Regions from separate parts of the Homo sapiens genome. Here all the other regions are linked to region 4. The links are chromatin loops, found by intact Hi-C in ENCODE. Cell type or tissue: dorsolateral prefrontal cortex. All regions are shown on one strand. Each heading gives the region's core, and the rest is flanking DNA. Links, peaks and the distances in the headings are about the cores only. Region 1 overlaps LOC107984220 (a long non-coding RNA gene). Region 2 overlaps CCNY (cyclin Y). Region 3 overlaps CCNY (cyclin Y). Region 4 overlaps CCNY (cyclin Y).

Region 1 (5,488 bases), core at 264-5,263, 47 kb after region 4:
ACTGAATAAGCATGCCATACTAACAAGAAGCTTTTAGGCTAGCATGTCTCAAAATGTTTTAGCAATTTTCTACTCAGCCTTATGTGTTCATGATCTCTCTGCTCTTGCTACTAATTGAGAAATTAATATTGTTCTCAGTGGCTATGATGTAGATTGAATTGTTCAGCCACAGATTTTTCATCCTGAGATGCCCTTGGGTGCCTGCTAGTTGTTTTTCTTAGGTTGGCTGTTTTGTTCTTCATCTTAAAATATTAACATGTCGGGGCGGGCGCAGTGGCTCATGCCTATAATCCCAGCACTTTGGGAGGCTGAGGCAAGTGGATCGCCTGAGGTCAGGAGTTCGAGACCAGCCTGGCCAACATGGAGAAACCCCGTCTCTACCAAAAATACAAAAATTAGCCAGGCATGGTGGTGCATGCCTGCAGTGCCAGCTCCTCAGGAGGCTGAGACAGGAGAATCACTTGAACCCAGGAGACGGAGGTTGCAGTGAGCCGAGATCGCGCCACTGCACTCCAGCCTGGGTGACAGAGCAAGACTCTGTCTCAAAAAAAAAAAAAAAAAATTAAGATGTCAAAGTATTAACCTGCTGTTTTGATAGAAAAATAGCAATGAGGATGGGCGTGGTGGCTTACACCTGTAATCCCAGCACTCTGGGAGGCCGAGGCAGGTGGGTCATGAGGTCAGGAGATCGAGACCATCCTGGCCAACATGGCAAAACCCCATCTCTACTAAAAACACAAAAATTAGCCAGGCGTGGTGGCGTGTGCCTGTAGTCCCAGCTACTCAAGAGGCTGAGGCAGAGAATCGCTTGAACCTGGGAGGCGGAGGTTGCAGTGAGCCGAGATCACGCCATTGCACTCCAGCCTGGACGATAAGAGCAAAACTCCGCCTCAAAAAATAAATAAATAAATAAATAAATAAAATAAAAAATAACAATGAAGGCTGGGCGGGGTGACTCACACCTGTAATCCTAGCATTTTGGGAGGCCGAGGCGGGCAGATCGCTTGAGCCCAGGAGTTTGAAACCAGCCTGGGCAACATATTGAGACTATGTCTACAAAAAATACAAAAATTAGCTAGGCATGGTGGCATGCACCTGTAGACCTGTCCCAGCTACTCAGGAGGCTGAGGCAGGAGGATCACTTGCGCCCAGGGAGATCAAGTCTTCTGTGAGCCGTGATCATGCCACTGCTCTCCAGGCCTGGGTGACAGTGAGACCCTGTCTCAAAACAAAGCAAAACAAAAGACAGCGATGAAAACAGGCTTCCAATAAAAAAAATAAGAAAAGACTGCTAATTTGTCAGGCTCAAATATCCCATGTGTTCAGGGAGTAAGAGAAATACCGTGCATAAAAGCTCTATACAGCCAAGAACATCTGCAAATTGATTATCACAGTTTGCCATGGACTACATGGAAGTGAAGTGACTTCATTTTACCTTCACTCTCCTAGGTAGGATATAAACAATTCTATTATGAAACATTTCCAGGAAAGTCTTCACACTGTCTCTCAGACAACTCTTTCTAGTGTTAATGGAAATAGATAACACATTTCAACCCATATTCAAAACTGGACCTTCCATCATGTCTACACACATTGGCCATATATTTGTTAAACAAGGAATATTATGCTTGTATTTAGGCAAAAATAGCTCCGAAAGCTAATATATGTTGTAGTTAAGATCTCAGCCCTGGTGCCAGATTATCTGAGTTTGAATCCTTGTGTGATCTCTCTAAAGCATCTTTTCTCCTATTTAAATGGGTATAATAGTCGGGCACAGTGGCTCACCCCTATAATCCCAGCACTTTAGGAGGCCGAAGCGGGCGGATCACTTGAGGTCAGGAGTTTGAGACCAACCTGGCCAACATGGTGAAACCTCGTCTCTACTAAAAATATAAAACAAATTAGCCAGGCATGGTGGTGGCCGCCTGTAATCCCAGCTACTTGGGAGGCTGAGGCAGGAGAATCACTTGAACCTGGGAGGCAGAGGTTGCAGTGAGTTGAGATTGCACCACTGCACTCCAGCCTGGGTGACAAGAGCAAAACTCCATCTCAAAAATAATAATAATAATAATGGAATGAATATTAGAATACTAGCTTGAATAAATAATAGAGCTTACATTAGAAGTCTTAACAAACAGCATATTTACTTTGAAAATGCTCTAAGCAGTATGTCTGCAAGCACATGTAACCCACTGAGTAAAGCAGTTGTTAAGCAGAAAATAAACATAGATTTTTAATGAACCATGTGGCAATGATACATAAAAAATAAATTGTATAAGCGAATGCAAAAATAAAGATCTAAGAAAAACAAATATGAGACAAGACTACTGCTTCTGGCCATGAAGCAGTAACTGGTACTGGACTTGCCCTACTGCAATAAACAGCAGGACGCTAGAGAAGATATATGAAACAATTGTTTCAGACTCTGAACAACAGACAAAGCAGAACTGTAACCCCCGAGAGAAGTGAAACAAGGCAAGACCCACGATCACCCCAGCTTTCTTTCTGAAGCTGCTTTGCAGATTGTGATACAGGAGGGGAACTCAGGCAGGGCGTGGCATCTCAGGCAGGGCGTGGCAGCCTTGCTGCTTTGATGAGACAGAGCAGAAGTAGGGATGAGGGAGGGCAGCTGGAATTTCCAGGGCGGGGTACCACAGATGAGTAAGCTAGACAGAGCAAGAGCTCGAAATCCACATGGGAGCCCTCTTACATCTTTGGCTCACGCACAACGTAAAACTCTGCGAGGCCAAGCAAAGAGCATCTACTAGGAAACTGTAAGAGGAGCAGTCCCCAGAGATCTGAGAGATGTTCAGGTTCTGAAAAGACAAAGCCTAAAGACCTCGAAAGGATACTGTTCTGAAAACTTACGTGATTGTAGGAGTGGCATCATATTATTTGAAGGTACACTGATAAACTGAAGATGTATTCTGTAAACCTACAGCAACAATTGTTTTTAAAAAAGGAGTGTTATTCACCAATGGAGAATATAAAATGAAATACTGAAAAATACTCAACTAATCCAAAAAGGCAGGAAAAGAAGAAAAAAATAAAAACATATGGTATAAATAGAAAACAAACAGCAAGACAGTAGATTTAAACCTAACCGTATCAGTAATTATACTAAATGTATATGAATTAAGCATTCCAATTATAAATCAAAGATTATCCAATTGGGTAATAAAGTAAGGTCTGACTCTCTGGTGTCTACAAGAAATCCACTTTATACAGACACAAGAATGTTAAAAGTAAAAGGATGAAAAAAGGTAAACATGAGACATAAGAAAGGTGGATTGACTGTATCCATTTCTGGCAAAACACACTTTAGGACAAGAAATATTACCAGACATAAGGAGGGACATTTCACAATGATAAACTATCAAGTCACTAAGAAAAAATAACATTCCTAAATGTGAATGCACCCAGTTGTAGAACTTCAAAAGACTTGAAGCGAAAACTGACAGAATTTGAAAGGGGAAAAAGACAAATCCATAATTTAAGTTGCATATTTCACCACCTTCTCTTGTATTGATAGAAATAGCAGACAGAAAACTGGTATGAATACAGAAGACTTGAACAGCACTATCAACTAACTGGATCCAATTAACTTTTACAGAACGCTCCACCCTGCAATGGCAGACTAAACAGTGTTTTCAGTGCAGATGGAACGTTCATCATATGCTGGGCCATGAAACTAGTCTCAATAAATCCAGCAGGATTGAAATCACATACCGGGCTTCTCCAACAAAATGCAATTTAATTAGAAATCAGTAACTGAAACTGGAACTCTTCTACACTGCTGGTAAGAATGTGAAATGTTACAATCACTTTGAAAACAGTTGTCAGTTTTTTTAAATAATGAAGTCAAACATATAAACAATTGCACTTCTTGGTATTTACCTAAGAAGAATGAAAACATATGCTCATACAAAACATACACATAAATGATTTTAATCATCTTTATAATTTTCAAAAACTGGAAACAACCAACCAAATATTCATCAATAGATAACTTGATAAACTAACTACAGTTACAAAAAAACAACAACAACAAGGCCAGGTGCAATGGCTCATGCCTGTAATCTCAGCACTTTGAGAGACTGAAGTGCAGCACCACATGAAGCCAGGAGTTTGAGACCAACCTGAGCAACATAGTGAAACCCTGTCTCCGCAAAAAATTAAATAAAAAAAATTAGCCAGACGTGGTGGCCCTCACTTGTAGTCCTAGCTACTCAGGCGGCTGAGGCAAGGAAGAGTGCCTGAGCCCAGGAGTTTGAAGCTGCAGTGAGCCATGATTGTGCCACTGTACTCCAGCCTGAGAAACAGAGCAAGACCCTGTCTCTGTTTTTTAAAAAAGAAAAGAATGGAATAATACTCAACAATACAAATGAGCAAAGTACTAACACATACAACATTGATAAATCCCTGAAACATGCTGAAAGGCCAGACATAAAGAGTATATTGTTATGATTACATTTATAGAAAATTCTAGAAAATGTAAAACTAATCAATAGTGACACAAAGCAAATCAGTCATTCCCTGGTGCCAAGAGTTGGGTTGGGATTGTTGCAAGGAGATATGAAGGAACTTTGGGGGATGATGGAAATGTTCTATATCTTGAATATGGTGAGATTATATTTGTGAAAACTCATTGAAAGGTGCACCTAAAATGGGTGTGCTTATTTTACGTTAATTACACTTCAACAAATTTCTGTTCCATTGGTCTATGTGTCTGCTTTTGTACCAGTACCATGCTGTTTTGGTTACTGTAGCCCTGTAGTATAGTTTGAAGTTGAGTAATATGATGCCTCCAGCTTTGTTCTTTTTGCTTAGAATTCCCTTGGCTATTCAGGCTCTTTTTTTTTTTTTCATAAGAACTTCTAAATAGTTTTTTCTAGCTCCATGAAGAATGTCATTGGTAGTTTGATAGGAGTGATGTTAAATATGTAAGTTGCTTTGGGCAGTATGGCCGTTATAATGATATTGATTCTTCCTATCCACAAACATGGAATGTTTTTTCCATTTGTTTGAGTCATCTCTGATTTCCTTGAGCAGTGTTTTGTAATTCTTCTTGTAGAGATCTTTCACCTCGCTGGTTAGCTGTATTCTTAGGTATTTTTTTCTTTTTGTGGCAATTGTGAATGGGATTGCATTCCTGATTTGGCTCTCAGCTTGGATGTTGTTGGTGTTTAGGAATGCTATTGATTTTTGTACGTTAATTTTGTATCCTGAAACTTTGCTGAAGTTACCAGATCAAGGAGTTTTAGGGCAGAGACTATGGGGTTTTCTAGATATAGAATCATATCATCTGTAAACAGGGATAGTTTGACTTCCTCTCTTCCTATTTGGATGCCTTTTATTTCTTCCTCCTGCCTCATTGCTCTGGCCAGGACTTCCAGTACTATATTGAATAGGAGTGGTTCCTTGTCTTGTGGCAGTTTTCAAGGGGAATGCTTCCAGCTTTTACCCAGTCAGTATGATGTTGGCTGTG
Region 2 (5,488 bases), core at 291-5,290, 120 kb before region 4:
GAACAGTACTCGCCCTACCATGCATAAAGTCCAAATGTTCAACAGTCATTAACAAATAAGCTGAATAATGAAAGGAACATAAAAGAATGATCAAATGAAATACCTCTTCTCAACAACTTAAGGAAAGAAAAGGAAAAACTGGCAAGGACCAACCATTAACTCAAATGCAAATGAACTCAAAGAAAGAATCTCCTAGCAACCAGCCTCTCCTGAGAGGCATGAATTAGCACTATCAATGGAACGGGAAAAATACCACTTGGATTGCTGATATTTTAATACCCAGCAAATGACTAGGTCTTTTAACTATGGGGCAATATTTATGAAATCTGCTGTTGCAGACAGCTGAAAAGCATATGAAATGACAACACCCTGAAAGCTAGAAAAAAGGCATTTGAGTCCACTATCATTACTCCATTAAACACTCAACAAATATTTATGGAGAATCAACTCGATGTAGGTGTTCCTTAAGAGAAACACGATGGTGAGGCCCTGTGGCCCCCAGGGTTAAAGGCTGGGGGTGGGGCATGAGGCAGACAAGTCAGAGGCTTTTGCCCCAGGTAAGTGCCTCCAGGAAGAATGGGTTAGTTACCCAGGCTAACAAGGGAGCAGGCGAAGGGCATAAGAAGCAAAGTACACCAAAGACACAAGGGTTAATTTAAAAAAAAAAAAAAGCATACTGGGCATTTGAGACGCACCATAAGAAGGGGGAAGCAGTGAGAAAAAATTGGTGAAGGAGTCTGGATTTTTATCCCCAGAGAACCAGGGAGTTACTGAAGGAGTGGAGTGACCAGACCAAATACACACTTTAAAAACACCATTATGACCGCACGCTGGTGAAAAAAATGAGCCCAAGGAGTAAAAGTTGTCAGTTGGGAGCTGTGGTCATCATCCACGTGGGAAAGGGGTTGGAAAAAGTAGATGGATTTGAAGATCTGGAGGAGACGGGATGCACCTGGTAAGTAATGAAAGCTGGAACATGAGGACAAGGAGGCAGATGAGAGTGACAAGCAGTGGTTGACAATGGGGCCATGCACTGGGCTAAGGCACAGAGGAGGGAGCTGGAAGACCCAGTTCGGCGGTGGATATGCTGCTGGGTTTAACCTATCTGTGGGATAACCACAGCCCATCAATCCAATTAAGCCCCATCCACTGACAGCTGTGCCAAATGCCTGACACCGCTCCTCTTTCCCATTTCCTAGAACCTTTTCCTCCAGGCTCAGTAAGATAAAGATAGCCTGTTACCATCTCCAGCTCTAGAGGCAGCAGCTTCCTGCACCTTCTCTGCCCACTGTTACTCTGAAGCTTTAATGCTGGCCAGGCAGGACCTTCCATAATGCAGCTTCTTTGCTGATGATCAGGAAGTAGGTCAATGTCATAAACTTACTTCCCAAATCCAGTTAACAAGTGGTTACTTTCAAGCAAATGATGGTGTAAATTTCAAGCTCTGGAAGTATTTATCATTTGCCTACATCCATAAATTACTGTCAGAGCCTTTGATTTCTTTGCCTCTTCCTTTCTCTCCAAGTTGAGGATGTGCTGCCAAATTTAATAATGAGTTTTAAAACAATTTCCATAAATCTTTTTTTAAAGTTCTGCCTGACAGTTGTTTCCTAAAGTGTTGGTATATGATGTCATTTGTTATCAAATTGTAATCTCTTAGCTTCATTGACTCTTTTTCCTTTTAAACTTGGTGCTTCCAGAGTTTCACTATTTATTACCTTCCACGAGCTTATGCTGCTTTAGAGTTCAGTCACCAAAACATCCTTGACTCTTCCTTCTGTCAGATTCAGTAACTTATATACATATATGCATATACTCTGGATCACCTGAGTTAGCATATTCTACGTCCATTGTTACTGAGGTAACAGATGCTTTCTGAACGTTAACTCTGTGGGTAACCAAGAACACAGGAAGAAACTAATGTTTAGTAAGCATCTACCATGTGCCAGACATGTTTATTTAATCCTCACAGACACTCTCTAAAACAGACATTACTAATCCTATTTTTTAGATGAATAAGGAGAACCAGATAAGGTAAATCATACAAAGTCAGACTCCTAGCACATAGCACAACTATGGTTCCACATCTAGCACATCTGAATGCAGAACCCTAGCTTGAATCCCTCTAGTGAAAGAAGTCACTTCCTTAGAAGCCATGAAGATCAGGAACCTCCATCTGCCAAAAGGCAGTGTCAAGGAGACACACCTTCACTTTCAGTGTACAGAACCTCCATTTACCAGCAGTTTATACTTTCCAAAAGTGCCGCTGCAACCATTTCCCCAAATATCTCTAACTAAGGCCTAACGTAGCTGATACACAATACAATGCTGGGAATGCCAAGATCCCATTGTCCTCTGCTCTGCCTTCCTCACAGCACAGCAGTGCACCCTGCAGAGGCGCTCAATGGAAAGAGCCCTCCTGACAGGGGCACCACCCACACTGAGATCTGGGACACAACTTGTGCAGGCTGTGGGTAGAGGGACGGCTAGTGTTTCTGACCTGGAGTGGTGGGCAGCTTTCCAATCCAGCACCAGCCCCTCTGCTCTGGAATGACCCCTCCACCCGCACACTCTGAGAAGCTGTCACAGAGAGCAGCTGCAGCAGCAGTGAGTGCAAATAAGCAAATAAGACAGGTCCTGGCAGAGAGGTCCTTGCCCTCTGTGTTTCTGAAAGTTCAATCGCTTCCTGTTAGGTTCAGAGTAAGGCTCTTGGTTCCAGCCTCAGCATGGTCTCACTGTCTAGCTAGTTCACCATGGTTTCCTGATTTTCAGAAGAGGATCTTCTCAGATCATAATGGCAAAGCAATACCAGAAGGGTGAGATGAGGGTGAAGATGCAGAGATGCTAAGTGCAGGAAATCTCAAGGAGCAAAATACAGGAGAAAGGGAGCGGATACACTATCCAGTGGCAAGACGGGGTCCTTCTGCCACTGGTGAGCCAGGACTACCGCCATTCCTAAAGAGGCATCAAAACGAGCTCCACCTAACATGGCTGCTTTGAAGAAACACTGTTTCTGTGGATGCAAAGGTGTCACAATGTTACTTTAGTGAAAAACATCAATTTTATTATATTGTGGTAATATTCACATTTAATCATCAAAATTCCTATTTAATCCACTTCCAGAGGTTTATGGCTGACATGTAAAGACTTGATTTTCTAGAGTTAGGATCAAACTCCAGTACTGAATTGAGTGCCTTAGAGTGTGGCCACCATTGAAGCAAATGCCTGGAGATTAGAGGAGCCTGGAATATAACTATATTGAGTGTAAGGAGAGGTGCAAAGAGTGGGATGTGCCGGGAGAAAAAAAAACAGAAAATCCACAGAGAGATTTATTTATGCATTTACGTATGCAGGCTGGACTCAATAACATCAGGGACAAATGAAGATGCTAACACTGAGATACCTCAATAACAAATCAGACATTTCCACTTTCAAACACAAAATCATTCAGTAGACCAAGGGCCCATACTTTGCCATGAATAATACACATAGAAGCCATGAACACTAGAAAAAGGGCAGCAAAAGAGACCTTGGGTTCAAATTTTCATCAAGTGGTCCCAAGTATTCTGAAAAAGATCCCCAAGATGCTGGGGGATGACTCTAAAGAAAGAGTCTTTGCTTGGCCAAGCTTTGGTCGGGTTTCTGAACCTTCTCCTGGGCCCAACTGTGCACTTCCTTATAAACTCCACTTTTAGCAAAGCACCCTGCTAAGTCAGATTAGCAAGAACCCCTGACCCTCGACATCTAATCAAGCTCCTTGTCCTTGATCACCCTCAGGTGATCCTCCCTGTCTGCCTTCAGCAAGAATCCTGTCAGACTGATTTAGCCAGAATTCTCCTTACTCCTGATGTTTCCTCTTAGTAATTTTCCATTCACTAACCACATCCCTTGCTCCTTGGCCATAAATTCCCACTTGCCCATGCTATATTTAGACTTGAACCTAATCTCTTTCCCCCATCACAAAACCCCATTGCTGCAGTCCCTCTACCTATCGAGATGGTCCTTAGTCAAGTTTGCCTTACTGTGCTTTAACAAGACTCATGGAATAATTTTCTCTTTAACACAACCAAACCTCAGGCACAGGATATGGAAAGTGTCATCCTTCAGATCCCCCACTTGCTTCCATAAACAGGAGACCTTCAGCCAGCCCAGTGGTGGGCCTGGGAGCTGTCCATGCCATCGTCTCCTATTTCAGGCCAGCTGGGTGGATCATCAGCCCCTCCCACCCCTGCCCACTGCTCCCCACTCTTCACATCCCTCCCTCAGTTTATAATAAGTGGATGTCCTAGCCCAACCTCCACATACAAGTTCCTTTGATTACAAATACTGTATCCTGTTCATCTTAGACACAGTACAGTGCTTGGCATGGAGCATCACTTATCATCCATGCTCTATAAATGACTGAGTAACAAATAAAACAAGAGAACCTGGGCTAATGAAAGGAGGAAATAACTGAGTGAGGAGTATTATGATACTGTGCCGTGCCATAGGTACTGTGCTGCCACATTCAGGACACTTTAGAAAACCTTATGCAACAGAATAGATAACACATTAAATATGTTCCACGAACATTTCATGCTGATTATTTCCTCTGAGCTCCTGCTAAAGGTATTTTCTTTTTTCTCTTCCATTTGTTCAAATCATATTTATAATAACAGTAGCTTGATGCTTACTGAATGAATGTTATGTGCCAGGCACTGTATCCAGGCATTTCACCTACATAAATTCCAATTTCCACAAAACCTTGAAACTTCTAATAATTATCCTGTGTGTGTGTGTGTGTACATATACAATTCTTCTTCTTCCAATGTGGCCCAGGGAAGCCAAAAGATTGGACACCCATGGTGTAGATGAATGAAGTGATGCTTCTTCCTAGGTATGATGACACTGTTTCAACAAGGTGGGACCCTGAGGGCCAGGGGGCATCACCACTGTGTTTCTCTTATGCAATGCCTACAGTGAGTTGATTCTCAATAACTAAATAGAGATATACGAGAGAGAGAGATTTTTTAAAAGAGGCTCAGAGATGTTAAAGAACATTACTAAGTTCACACAGCTGCCAAGCGGCAGGGAGACACTAGGTCAGGGATATCAGGGAGCTCTACCTGAAACAAAGGCCATTCTTTCCCATGACACCATGCTACCTCACCAAGGAAGAGATGCTGTTAACATCCCCTGCTATTCCACTAGCATGCAATGGAGGTCTTCACAGCTTTTGTATCTGATTTCCAGGCTATCAGATGTTGTTTTAGGCTGCATTTATATCTACCTCAGCCAGTAATCCTTTTTTTCCCTTCCTTTTAATTAGCAAGGGACTGGAAGATCAGTTAGCTGTACTTGTTAGTCCTGGTATAAAGTACTCCCTCCAAGTATGTATTCCCCCCAAGTACCCAACACAAGGAGAGCCCCAAGCAGGTGCTCATCCAGTGCACATCTGATTAAGTAACAGGTATAATAATTATCTGCCCATTCCTCAACCTCCAGGCAA
Region 3 (5,488 bases), core at 145-5,144, 62 kb before region 4:
AACATGGCATCTTCCCCACCTTGCACTCCAGCCCTTTCCCATGAGAACAGCATGTCTCAGACCCACACAGGAGCTGCTCCTTTGGTCTGAGTCCTGAAGGAAGACACTTGGAACCAAGCACAGCCCTGCAGAGCCACAGTTCACCTGCAACCTTCCCATGATATGAGCAAGAAATTAAGGCTTGTTAGGAAAAGCCAGTGAGACAGTGGTGTTGTTATCATAGCAAATCCATTCCAGATTTAAACACCTTGGTCTCTTTCTTCAAGATGCTATCAAATTTTGCCAAAATCTTCAAATGTGGTGCTAGAACTGCACTAAATACAATAGATATGGCCTGACCATGGAAGAAATCTCTTAGTAGAACATAAAACTTGTCTTGGGTTTCTGCATTCTTTCCCAGGTAGGGGTGAGAAACAGGTTGTCAGATGGAAGAGATATAGTCCACCTTAACCTTGTCTCAAACAATACTGAGGTCAACCCAAATTCCTATGCCTTTATCCCAGAAGGTATTGTATTGTAGAGCCTCCTGTAACTAACTGCAGCCATTTTACATGTATCACTGCTAAATCTTTTTTTTTTTTTTTTTTTTTTTGACAGAGTCTTGCTCTGTCACCCAGGCTGGAGTGCAGTGGCTTGATTTTAGCTCACTGCAAACCTCCACCTCCTGAGTTCAAGCAATTCTTCCTCAGGAGAATCCCCAAGTAGCCGAGATCACAGGCACGCGCCACTATGCCTGGCTAATTTTTGTATTTTTAGTAGAGACGGGGTTTCACCATGTTGGCCAGGCTGGTCTCAAACTCCTGACCTCAGGTTATCCTCCTGCCTCGGCCTCCCAAAGTGCTGGGATTACATGCGTGAGCCACCGCACCCGGCCTATCGCTGCTAAATCTAACATACCAAGATCACTTAAACCCTCAACCATTCAACATTATTAGCTAGAATCTTTTTGTGTTTCAGATTTGAGAAACACACCTTTTTGTCGTCTGAGTCCCTGATGAAATTACTTAACAGATGAGGGTCAAGGCCAGAGTATTCTGACAAAATACTAAAGACAACTGTCCGAGTTAAAATAATGACAACGAAGTTGTACACTGTTTAATCAGTTAAAAGCCCTCACCCTTCACACACCACCATTAATATTCCCAACCAATTTCTCAATATTCTCCAAAAGTTACAAGTCTTCCCCAAATCCAACAACACCAAGTATACTAGCAGTAGTTCTCTAGACCAGCGACATCAGCGTCACCTGGAACTCCAGAAATGCAAACTCCCACCCTACTCCAGACTTACTGTCTCAAAACCCAGCCCTCCAATGACACTGATGCAGATGCAGTTTGAGAAGCAGAGCTCTGGTGCACTTGCCTGTCCTTGGAACAACCCTCTCAAAACTGAAGCTGGTATGCTTGCACTGATTTCTTCTTCTTGAACTTAAGCTTGCTTTTAGTTAGTTAGCTCTTCTTTGTTTTCCAAATGTCCAGAAACTATTTAATCAACCTTTCTATCACCTTTGCCTAGAAGCAAAGTTAAGCTCACCAATCCACAGTGCACAGAAACTCTTTCCTCCCTTTTTGGAAAATTAGGACCCTATTTGCCTTACTTTGTGACATTTTTTTCCCATTGTTAACAATTTCTTAAAATTTATCTGCAGTGTTTCCGTGATCACATGTGTTAGTTCTCTTAGCGTCTGGTTCATCATAATTTTTAAAAGAAAAAAATCTCTTAGAAATTTCTCTCCTTATCTGGGTTTCATGCTGGCATGCCAACAGAGCAGGTGCTGGGAAGAAAGTTGGAGAAAACCAAATTGTTCAGTTGATATCCTCTTCCACTTATTGATCATTTCTCTTTCTCGGTGCTGTTTGAAACGTAAAACTATTTTTCCTCTTTTGTTTTGTCTTTAGCATTTGTGTAAGGCTCAGCTTATTCCAAGCTTTGACACTGTTCAAAGTCTGTGCTTACCATGTGTCTGTCTCTGGCTCCCTCCTCCTGGGTGACAGGACAAGGTTGATATTTTTCCTTCCTTTGCTTTTCTGTACCATCTAAGTTGCACAATCTAACAATCACATGGCTGGTGCAGGGGCTCATGCTTATAATCCCAGCACTTTGGGAGGCTGAGGTGGGAGGATCACTGGAGCCCAGAAGTTCAAGATCAGCCTGGGCAACATAGCAAGACCCTGTCTCTACAAAAAATAAATTAGCCAGGCATGGTAACACATGTGTGTGGTCCCAGCTACTCAAGGTGGGAGGACTGCTTGAGCCTAGGAGTTCATGGCTGCAGTGTGCCGTGATCATGCTACTGCACTCCAGCCTGGGCAACAAAGCAAGACCCTGTCTCAACAAAATAAAACAAAACAATCACAGATTGCTTTTTTCACATAGGGGCAGGAAATCTTTACATTTTTACTTATTTTTGTTTTAACGCAAGCTCTTTGGAGTGTTTCCTATACTGTCTCTCACACATGGGAATTATCTGTAAATCACGGTTTAAATTAAGGTTTTCTTTTTAATTTTAGAATTGCATTTTTCTTTTCCCTCTCTGTTCCTCAGCCTCTCATCACTATGCCCAGACCTCCAGAGAGCACGCCTCCAGTCTTTTTTCTGTTCACAGCTGTTATTTCCCAGCTGCCTACAGTCACTTCACAATGACTCACACTTCTTGAAGTATTGGCCCTAACACAGATGCCCAGACAGCAGCTGCAGTGGCAGCACACCCTCACCACAGCTGGTACCCACACTGAACTTAGTGTGGGAGACTCTCCCAGGAACAGGATCTGAAAAAGGGCAGCAAAGGCTTTTAAGCTGTAACTGTTCTGACCTGGGCACACCCCAGCAAGTTCACTGGCTTGCAACTTGATTCCAATGGGATGACAATGGCAGATGCGAGACCTGCCTGGTAAGGCAGCTGGCAAGGCAGCTGGCCACACTGTACCACAGTCCCCAGCTTGGATTAGGATCAGGAGCTTGACAACTCCTGGTTGCAATACACAATCTAACAGCCATTGGAGGAAAAAAAAGGCCTCCTTAATGTACTTCATTTCTTTGCCCAGTAATAAGCTATTACATAGGGTAAATCTGATTTCTGCTTTCATCTTTGCATTGGGTCAAGACAAAATAACTCTTTTTGTTTTTCTTCATAACTAGAATGAAAAAAAAAAAACAAAAACAAGAATTGAGCAGGGTAATGGGAGGAAAGAACAAAGTAGAGGCATTTATGATGAAATAATACAGTTTGTCTACTTGAATCCATTTCTAGCGTAAACCTCTGCTTACCCCATCTTCAACATTCTCCAGTAAAGCTAGAAATTTTTTTGTTCTTTTTCTCTTCTGATAACTTTCCCTCAACCCATCATATTACTGTCAGGCCTCTGAGCCCAAGCTAAGCCATCATATTCCCAGTGACCTGCACGTATACATCCAGATGGCCTGAAGCAACTAAAGATCCACAAAAGAAGTGAAAAGAGCCTTAACTGATGATATTCTACCATTGTGATTTGTTTCTGCCCTACCCTAACTGATCAATATACTTTGTAATCTCCCCCACCCTTAAGAAGGTTCTTCATAATCTCCCCCACCCTTAAGAAGGTTCTTTGTAATTCTCCCCGCCCTTGAGAATGTGCGAGATCCACCCCCTGCCCCCAAAACATTGCTCTTAACTCCACTGCCTATCCCAAAACCTGTAAGAACTAATGATAATCCCACCACCCTTTGCTGACTCTCTTTTCTGACTCAGCCTGCCGGCACCCAGGTGAAATAAACAGCCTTGTTGCTCACACAAAGCCTGTTTTGTGGTCTCTTCACATGCACATGTGAGACATTTGGTGCCGAAGACCCAGGTCAGCGGGACTCCTTCGGGAGACCAGTCCCCTGTCCTCACCCTCACTCCGTGAAGAGATCCACCTATGACCTCAGGTCCTCAGACTAACCAGCCCAAGGAACATCTCCCCAATTTTAGATCAGGTAAGCAGCCTCTTTTTACTCTCTTCTCCAACCTCTCTCACTATCCCTCAACCTCTTTCTCCTTTTAATCTTGGCGCCACCCTTCAATCTCTCCCTTCTCTTAATTTCAACTCCTTTCATTTTCTGGTGGAGACAAAGGAGACATATTTTATCCATTGACCCAAAACTCCAGCGCCAGTCACGGACTCGGGAAGGCAGACTTCCCTTGGTGTTTAATCATTGCGAGGACGCCTCTCTGATTATTCACCCACGTTCCACTGGTGTCTGATCTCCGTGGGGACGTCTGCCTTGGTCATTCATCCACATTCCCTTGGTGGCAAGTCAAGTGCGGAGACGCCTGCTTTGGCTGCTCCCCACCCCCCTTCTCCGTGTCTCTACCCTTCTCTTTAAACTTGCCTCCTTCACTATGGGCAACCTTCCACCCTCCACTCCTCCTTCTTCTCCCTTAGCCTGTGTTCTCAAGAACTTAAAACCTCTTCAACTCTCACCTGACCTAAAATCTAAGCGTCTTATTTTCTTCTGCAATGCCGCTTGACCCCAATACAAACTCGACAGTGGTTCCAAATAGCCAGAAAACGGCACTTTCGATTTTTCCATCCTACAAGATCTAAATAATTCTTGTCGTAAAATGGGCAAACGGTCTGAGGTGCCTGATGTCCAGGCATTCTTTTACACACTGGTCCCTCCCTAGTCTCTGCTCCCAATGAGAGTCGTCCCAAATCTTTCTTCTTTCTCTCCTGTCTGTTCCTTCAGTCCTAACCCCAAGCGTCTCTGAGTCTTTTGAATCTTCCTTTTCTAGGGACCCATCTGACCTCTCTCCCCTCCTCCCCAGGCTGCTCCTTGCCAGGCCAAGCCAGGTCCCAATTCTTCCTCAGCCTCTGCTTCCCCACCCTATAATCCTTCTATCACCTCCCTTCCCCACACCCAGTCTGGTTTACAGTTTCGTTCCATGACTAGCCCTCCCCGACCTGCCCAACAATTTCCTCTTAAAGAGGTGGCTGGAGCTAAAGGCATAATCAAGGTTAATGCTCCTTTTTTCTTTATCTGACCTCTCCCAAATCAGTTAGCATTTAGGTTCTTTTTCATCAAATACAAAAACTCAACCCAATTCAAGGCCTGTTTGACAACAACCCTTAGACGCTTTACCACCCTAGACCCAGAGGGGCCAGAAGGCTGCCTTATTTTCAATATGCATTTTATTACCCAATCCGCTCCCGACATTAGAAAAAGCTCCAAAAAGCCCCTCTGCCTGGCCGGCCGCCCCGACGGGGACGGAGGTGGGGGGGGGTCAGCCCCCCGCCCGGCCAGCCGCCCCATCCGGGAGGTGAGGGGCGCCTCTGCCTGGCCGCCCCTACTGGGAAGTGAGGAGCCCCTCTGCCCGGCCACCACCCCGTCTGGGAGGTGCGCCCAACAGCTCATTGAGAACAGGCCATGATGACAGTGGCAGTTTTGTGGAATAGAAAGGGGGGAAAGGTGGGGAAAAGACTGAGAAATCGGATGGTTGCCGTGTCTGTGTAGAAAGAGGTAGACATGG
Region 4 (5,488 bases), core at 387-5,386:
ATTTACTACTCTTTCAATAAAAAAGGAAGAAAAAAGCAAAAGGAATAAGGGCAAAAAATTAAGTGAATTATGAATCTGAGTTAAAGAAATTACACAACTTCCAAGTGCACACAGAAAGCTACCCCACCACCCATTGTCAGAACGGTGGCCAATGTCTTTCCTGTCAACAGTACCATTAGGAACACCATCTTAGAACCTAATGTTAGTTCTAAGGAGTCAAAAGGAACAACGCAGCCCTTTGCAAAGCTGGAGGAGGAGACATAGGGCTCATTCCCATCAAAATCTGATGCTAATGGCAGCCCTGGAGCTGTGCAACCCCTGCAACCCCTGAGGCCGTGATGTGTGCAAGTGACAGATACGAAGAAAGCAGAACCACTGCAAATTGCTCTACTAAATTTCTCTTTCACCTGGAATCCTAGAGCCTGTAAGGCACTGATTTTCAGGCAGAGTAGAGGAGTTGCCCTCTCAGGGGAGATTTCATTTGGCCACATCTGGAAACATTTTTTTGTTGTTGTTATGGAGGGTGCTGTTGCTGCAGCTGGCATGGCATCTGGTGGACAGAGGTGGGAGGCCGCTAAACATCCTGCAATGGATAGGGCAGCCCCCCCTAATGTCAACAGTGCTGGGAGGGAGAAACCCTGCTATAGCTTCCTTATCAATTCCTGCTTTAAAGTGTCCTTGAATTTCACACCAAGAATTGAGATTTAGCAAATACACATTCATATGTGAATATGACTAATCAAGAAAGAAACCCATTTATGAAAATGAGCTTAGGGAACAGAACACTAAGAAGTGTATCGCCAACTTGCACACTGTCCTTCTCTGGTTGGCATCAATATTGTAGTTTAACATCATGTTTCAAACCATGTTAAAGCCAGACAAAGAGGGCAGGGAAATGCACTCATTTGAGGCCTTGACTGTCAACATGCCACTTCCAAAGTGAAGACACAGATGTAGTCTGAGGTTGTGGGAGAGTGGGTAGCAAGGAGAGGCTCTGCTGTGTCCATGAGGCAGCTGGCTGTCTCCTAGCAGACTGCTCACACATCTACACCATCCCTTCTCTAACTCACCTGCTGAGCTCTCCTTCCAGAGGTACCCTTCACTCTTACCTCTACAGCCATCCCTCAGTGTCCGAGGGGGATTGGTTCCAGGACCCCTGCAGATACCAAAACCCAAGCACGCTCAAGTCCCACCGTCCACCCTGTGGAACCCGCTGATACACAAAAAGGCGGCCCTCTATTTTACATCCCGAGAACACTGCATTTTCAACCTGGTTTGGTTGGAAAAAATTCACATGGAAGTGTACCCGCACAGTTCAAGTTAGTGTTGTTCAAGGGTCACTGGATTCCTGTTACAATGCTCCCTTACAAAATATCCTGGATACAAGAGTAAGGTTCATTTTCAAAAAAAAAAAACCCAACTTAGATTTCAACAACTGTTTCTCTCAGAATATTAGTTCCATGAAAGAAGGAAATTGTGTCCAGATTCAGACCATCCCTGACTGAGAATCACTGCCATGCTAGCTGTCCAGCCCGAACCATTCTCCAGGGCACAGCACACAGGCACCCAAACATCGCTAAGAATAAAAGCACCCAACCTACTTCTGGCTGCCTGCTGCTGACCTCTCAGGGCCCTGCCGGGCTTTCAGAGCCCTGCTATCTTGCAATGGGGTCCTCCCTGACTCATCCCACCCTGGACGGGGGCTCCTGCTCATATTCTCTGCTCACATCTTACACTTCCAACATCCAGAGACTGCAGGCAGCTTCGTACTGTGAGTGACGAAGTCGTATCCTCCTGCTTCAGAAGAGAACTCAACCAACAGCCAAGTGTGCCTGCAGAGCACACACGGTGCTTAAGATATGTGCCCTAACGGAACCAACAATCTTCCTCAGAAGCCAGTGGTTCGCAAAGCAGCCCTCAGATGGACCCCTCCGTGGTTATGCCTGGCATCATCCTTTCTGAACAGCAAGGTTGCTAGGCTTCCTCCAGACTCCCTACCACCAAATAGGAGAAATGACAAATCAGACATCAGACTTATCTTACAGAAAAGTGGGAGTCGAATATTTGCTAACATTAGAGTGAATAAACAACTTGTAACTCTTCAATAACATCAGCTTTGGCTTTCAGAATATAGAACACAATCTCTAATGCTATATAAACTGCTTATCATCACTTTGCAAGCAAAAGAGCAACAAGCACTACATGGTGCAATAACGGTTCACAGCTTGAGGGAAAAAAGGCTGTGGAAAAATAAGATTATCCCTAAACTGACAAAAGTTAACACTCACTGTAAATGAAAGGAATCCTTGATAAATATGTGCGTCTGAAATTTTTGAAACTGGATTAAACACAGCACCATGACTTCTTTCTCCTCCGGGACTTTGACAGGATACACAGACGAGGAGCTGTAAAACCTGGACTTTTAAACAACTACACAAATTTTACAAACCTACTGTAAGAACCAGAAATAATTTAAAGGATTATTATCATTGCACTAACTGGAATAAATGTATCCAATAAAATCCTGAAAGTCAATTAAAATCCTAAGATCATATAATCATTAATAGACAGAATTCTAAATTTGGAGTGAAATCTTTTCTTGAGAAGCAAAAAACAGAACTCATCCTACCCACCCATACACTAATTCCTCTGATTCATGTTAAATCTGCAGTGTGAGACAAGGAGCTTACCAAATATAAACAAAATATCCTTAATAACTGCTCTTTTTCCTTATTGACCACCAAGAACAGAAGCATCCACCCAAAATAAAGAACTTGCTTATAAAATGTTGTAAGCACTGCACTCACAGTTTTGAAACATATAGCTATATTACATAGAACTCCCATGCAGAGTATTTCCTAGTCAGCCTTCAACAGTCAGAAGGTCTATAATCAGAGGCATCCAAAATAGAAGTGACTTGCATTTCACCACCCAACTGGGATTTCTGCAAAGCTCACAAAGCAAACTGGCACGGATGTGATTGTAGTTGCTAACAATTCTCCTTACTGTGCCCAGCTGTATTTCTCTCAGTACCAGGAGCCAGCTGACATGTCTAAGCTGCTCACACATCTCTGCTGAGCAAGCCACTCAAATACACCATACCCAGTGAAGCCCCACTATACATCCCCAGTACGGGACAATGTGTCTGAAGCCCCACTACACATCCCCAATAAGGGATAATGTGTCTGCAGTGAAGTACTTTTTAATGCAAGTAGTATAACCATGGGAGACTAGACTCAGCCCAGAGTTGTTACCATGGCCCAAAACATTTTACAATTTCTTTTATGAAACTGCCTCTCAGATCAGTTTTTAAACCATACTAAAAAACAAAACAAAACAAAACAATAACAAAAAAGTTTCTTTACAAACTAATGGGGCAACCCATGGTGGCTCACACCTATAATCCCAGCACTTTGGAAGGCCGAGGCGGGCAGATGGCTTGAGCCCAGGAGTTCGAGACCAGCCCGGGCAACAAGGCGTAACCCTGTCTCTACAAAAAATACAAAAATTAGCTGGGCATGGTGGCACACGACTATAGTCCCAGCTACTCAGGAGGCTGAGGTGGGAGGATCACTTAAGCCCAGGAGGCGGAGGTTTGCAGTGAGCTAACGCCACTGCACTCCAGCCTGGGCAACAGAACAAAACCCATCTCAAAAAAACAGTAAAACCTAATGTATAGAATGTCCATCTTCTGACAAAGGTGAAAAAAACAGATTTACAGGTTTTCCACTTATCTATTTGAAAAGCAACCTTCCTGGCAAGGCAACAAAGTGGCAGTCTGGAGTTGGCCAACCCCTGAAATGACCTCTTCTGCCAGAGTCATCAAGAGACTTTACAGGCAAAATCTTGCTGATGTGTGGGATCCACCAATGTGACTTGCCAGGCTGACATGCTCAATTTTAGCTTTAGCACACCCTTCTTTCCAAGCTGGCAAATAGCAAAGGAAGCCCCTAGAAAAAGTAAAGGGAGACAGAGAGCCTAGCAACAGCTACCAGCAACACACAGAGCCAACAGCAAGAAAGAAAAGGTGGGTGGGGTATCTCCTGAGCTCCCTGCAATTGTGGGTCTAGCCAGTTAGATTCCTTTCCTAAAAGAAATGAGAACAACAGCCCCTAATAACCTGCTGAGGAACGCTTGATCTTATTATTTTAGGTAACCAACTACCCTTTATTAAAAAGCAGTATTTTAATATAATAAAGCATATTTATGCATGCCTCAAAATCCTATTCTTTGAATAAATAAATAAGCAAGCAAGCAAGCCCTGGCTCCAGCTTACACCTAAGGGTGCATGCTGACATTCCTAGGAATGTGGTTCCGGGGACACAGTTAGCAGACAGCCTGGGTGGGTTCCATTACCCCAGGAGTCAGGGAAAGCTTCTTCAAATATTCATCCCACTGCTCCTGTGTGGCATCACACTGACTTCAGAAAGATGCAACTCAGAAGAGTAATGAATCTGAGAAATAGTATTTCTATTCCAAATTCTACAGCCAGCAAGCATCCCACTCAAAGGTCAGACAGCTCTATATAACCTTACCCTACCCAGCTCTAAAATTACAGTTATGCTCTGGGACTGCCTTGAAGCCTGCTTTGATGTCTTTGTTAGGATAAGCTCTTTAGGCTTCCAGCTTCTCCAACTATGGACAGTCCAAACATAATTAGGTGGAGATACTGGAGCACACTTCACATATAATACAAGAAAATCAATATGAGTACCACATTCATAATGACATAAGTTCATCTAGTACTTTGTGGCTTTTTAAGCATTTTAGCCTCATTTGGATCCTCATAGTACTACCTCAATGTGTAAGGCGAGTCAGTTTTTTTTTTTTTTTTTGAGATGGAGTCTCACTGTCACCCAGGCTAGAGTGCAGTGGCGCTACCTCGGTTCACTGCAAGCTCCGCCTCCTGGGTTCACGCCATTCTCCTGCCTCAGCCTCCTGAGTAGCTGGGACCACAGGCACCCGCCACCACACCCAGCTAATTTTTTAAAATGCAAATCAAAACCATAATGAGATACCATCTCACACCAGTTAGAATGGCAATCATTAAAAAGTCAGGAAACAACAGGTGCTGGAGAGGATGTGGAGAAATAGGAACATTTTTACACTGTTGGTAGGACGTAAACTAGTTCAACCATTGTGGAAGTCAGTGTGGTGATTCCTCAGGGATCTAGAACTAGAAATACCATTTCGCCCAGCCATCCCATTACTGGGTATATACCCAAAGGATTATAAATCATGCTGCTATAAAGACACATGCACATGCATGTTTATTGCGGCACTATTCACAATAGCAAAGACTTGGAACCAACCCAAATGTCCAACAATGATAGACTGCATTAAGAAGATGTGGCACGTATACACCAGGGAATACTATGCAGCCATAAAAAATGATGAGTTCATGTCCTTTGTAGGGACATGGATGAAGCTGGAAACCATCATTCTCAGCAAACTATCGCACGGACAAAAAACCAAACACGGCATGTTC

The links. Hi-C counts contacts between places; a loop is a spot of excess contacts. Peaks named below come from ENCODE experiments on the same cell type or tissue, not always from the same donor. Only the 100,000 strongest peaks of a DNase experiment are listed, where the experiment ranks them.
Region 1: it touches region 4 in a loop (7-fold over the local background); 4 of 110 quality-filtered maps call a loop at or near these places.
Region 2: it touches region 4 in a loop (3-fold over the local background); 23 of 110 quality-filtered maps call a loop at or near these places.
Region 3: it touches region 4 in a loop (2.5-fold over the local background); 24 of 110 quality-filtered maps call a loop at or near these places.

What each region holds. Positions count from the first base shown.
Region 1 is chr10:35,297,385-35,302,872 of GRCh38, reverse strand. LOC107984220 (a long non-coding RNA gene) reads left to right here. Exons shown (of 3, transcript XR_007062113.1): 2 at 3,614-3,799. It also overlaps a transcript of CCNY not described here. Among named protein-coding and RNA genes, the nearest start is that of CCNY-AS1, 36 kb to the left of the region's middle. RefSeq lists a silencer at 2,308-2,357 and an enhancer at 2,080-3,279. In dorsolateral prefrontal cortex, for the core only: no CTCF peak of the experiment used is centred there; a DNase peak (open chromatin) is centred at 2,572; H3K4me3 peaks cover 841 bases; H3K27ac peaks cover 1,070 bases.
Region 2 is chr10:35,459,747-35,465,234 of GRCh38, reverse strand. All of the region lies in intron 1 of CCNY (cyclin Y), which reads right to left. Among named protein-coding and RNA genes, the nearest start is that of CCNY, 130 kb to the right of the region's middle. RefSeq lists enhancers at 1,053-1,553, 1,978-2,520, 2,521-3,065. In dorsolateral prefrontal cortex, for the core only: no CTCF peak of the experiment used is centred there; a DNase peak (open chromatin) is centred at 2,525; H3K27ac peaks cover 5,000 bases.
Region 3 is chr10:35,406,617-35,412,104 of GRCh38, reverse strand. All of the region lies in intron 1 of CCNY (cyclin Y), which reads right to left. Among named protein-coding and RNA genes, the nearest start is that of CCNY, 73 kb to the right of the region's middle. In dorsolateral prefrontal cortex, for the core only: no CTCF peak of the experiment used is centred there; a DNase peak (open chromatin) is centred at 2,714; H3K27ac peaks cover 1,975 bases.
Region 4 is chr10:35,344,814-35,350,301 of GRCh38, reverse strand. The region is part of intron 1 of CCNY (cyclin Y); the gene reads right to left. Among named protein-coding and RNA genes, the nearest start is that of CCNY, 11 kb to the right of the region's middle. In dorsolateral prefrontal cortex, for the core only: a CTCF peak has its summit at 3,044; a DNase peak (open chromatin) is centred at 3,021; H3K4me3 peaks cover 2,972 bases; H3K27ac peaks cover 5,000 bases.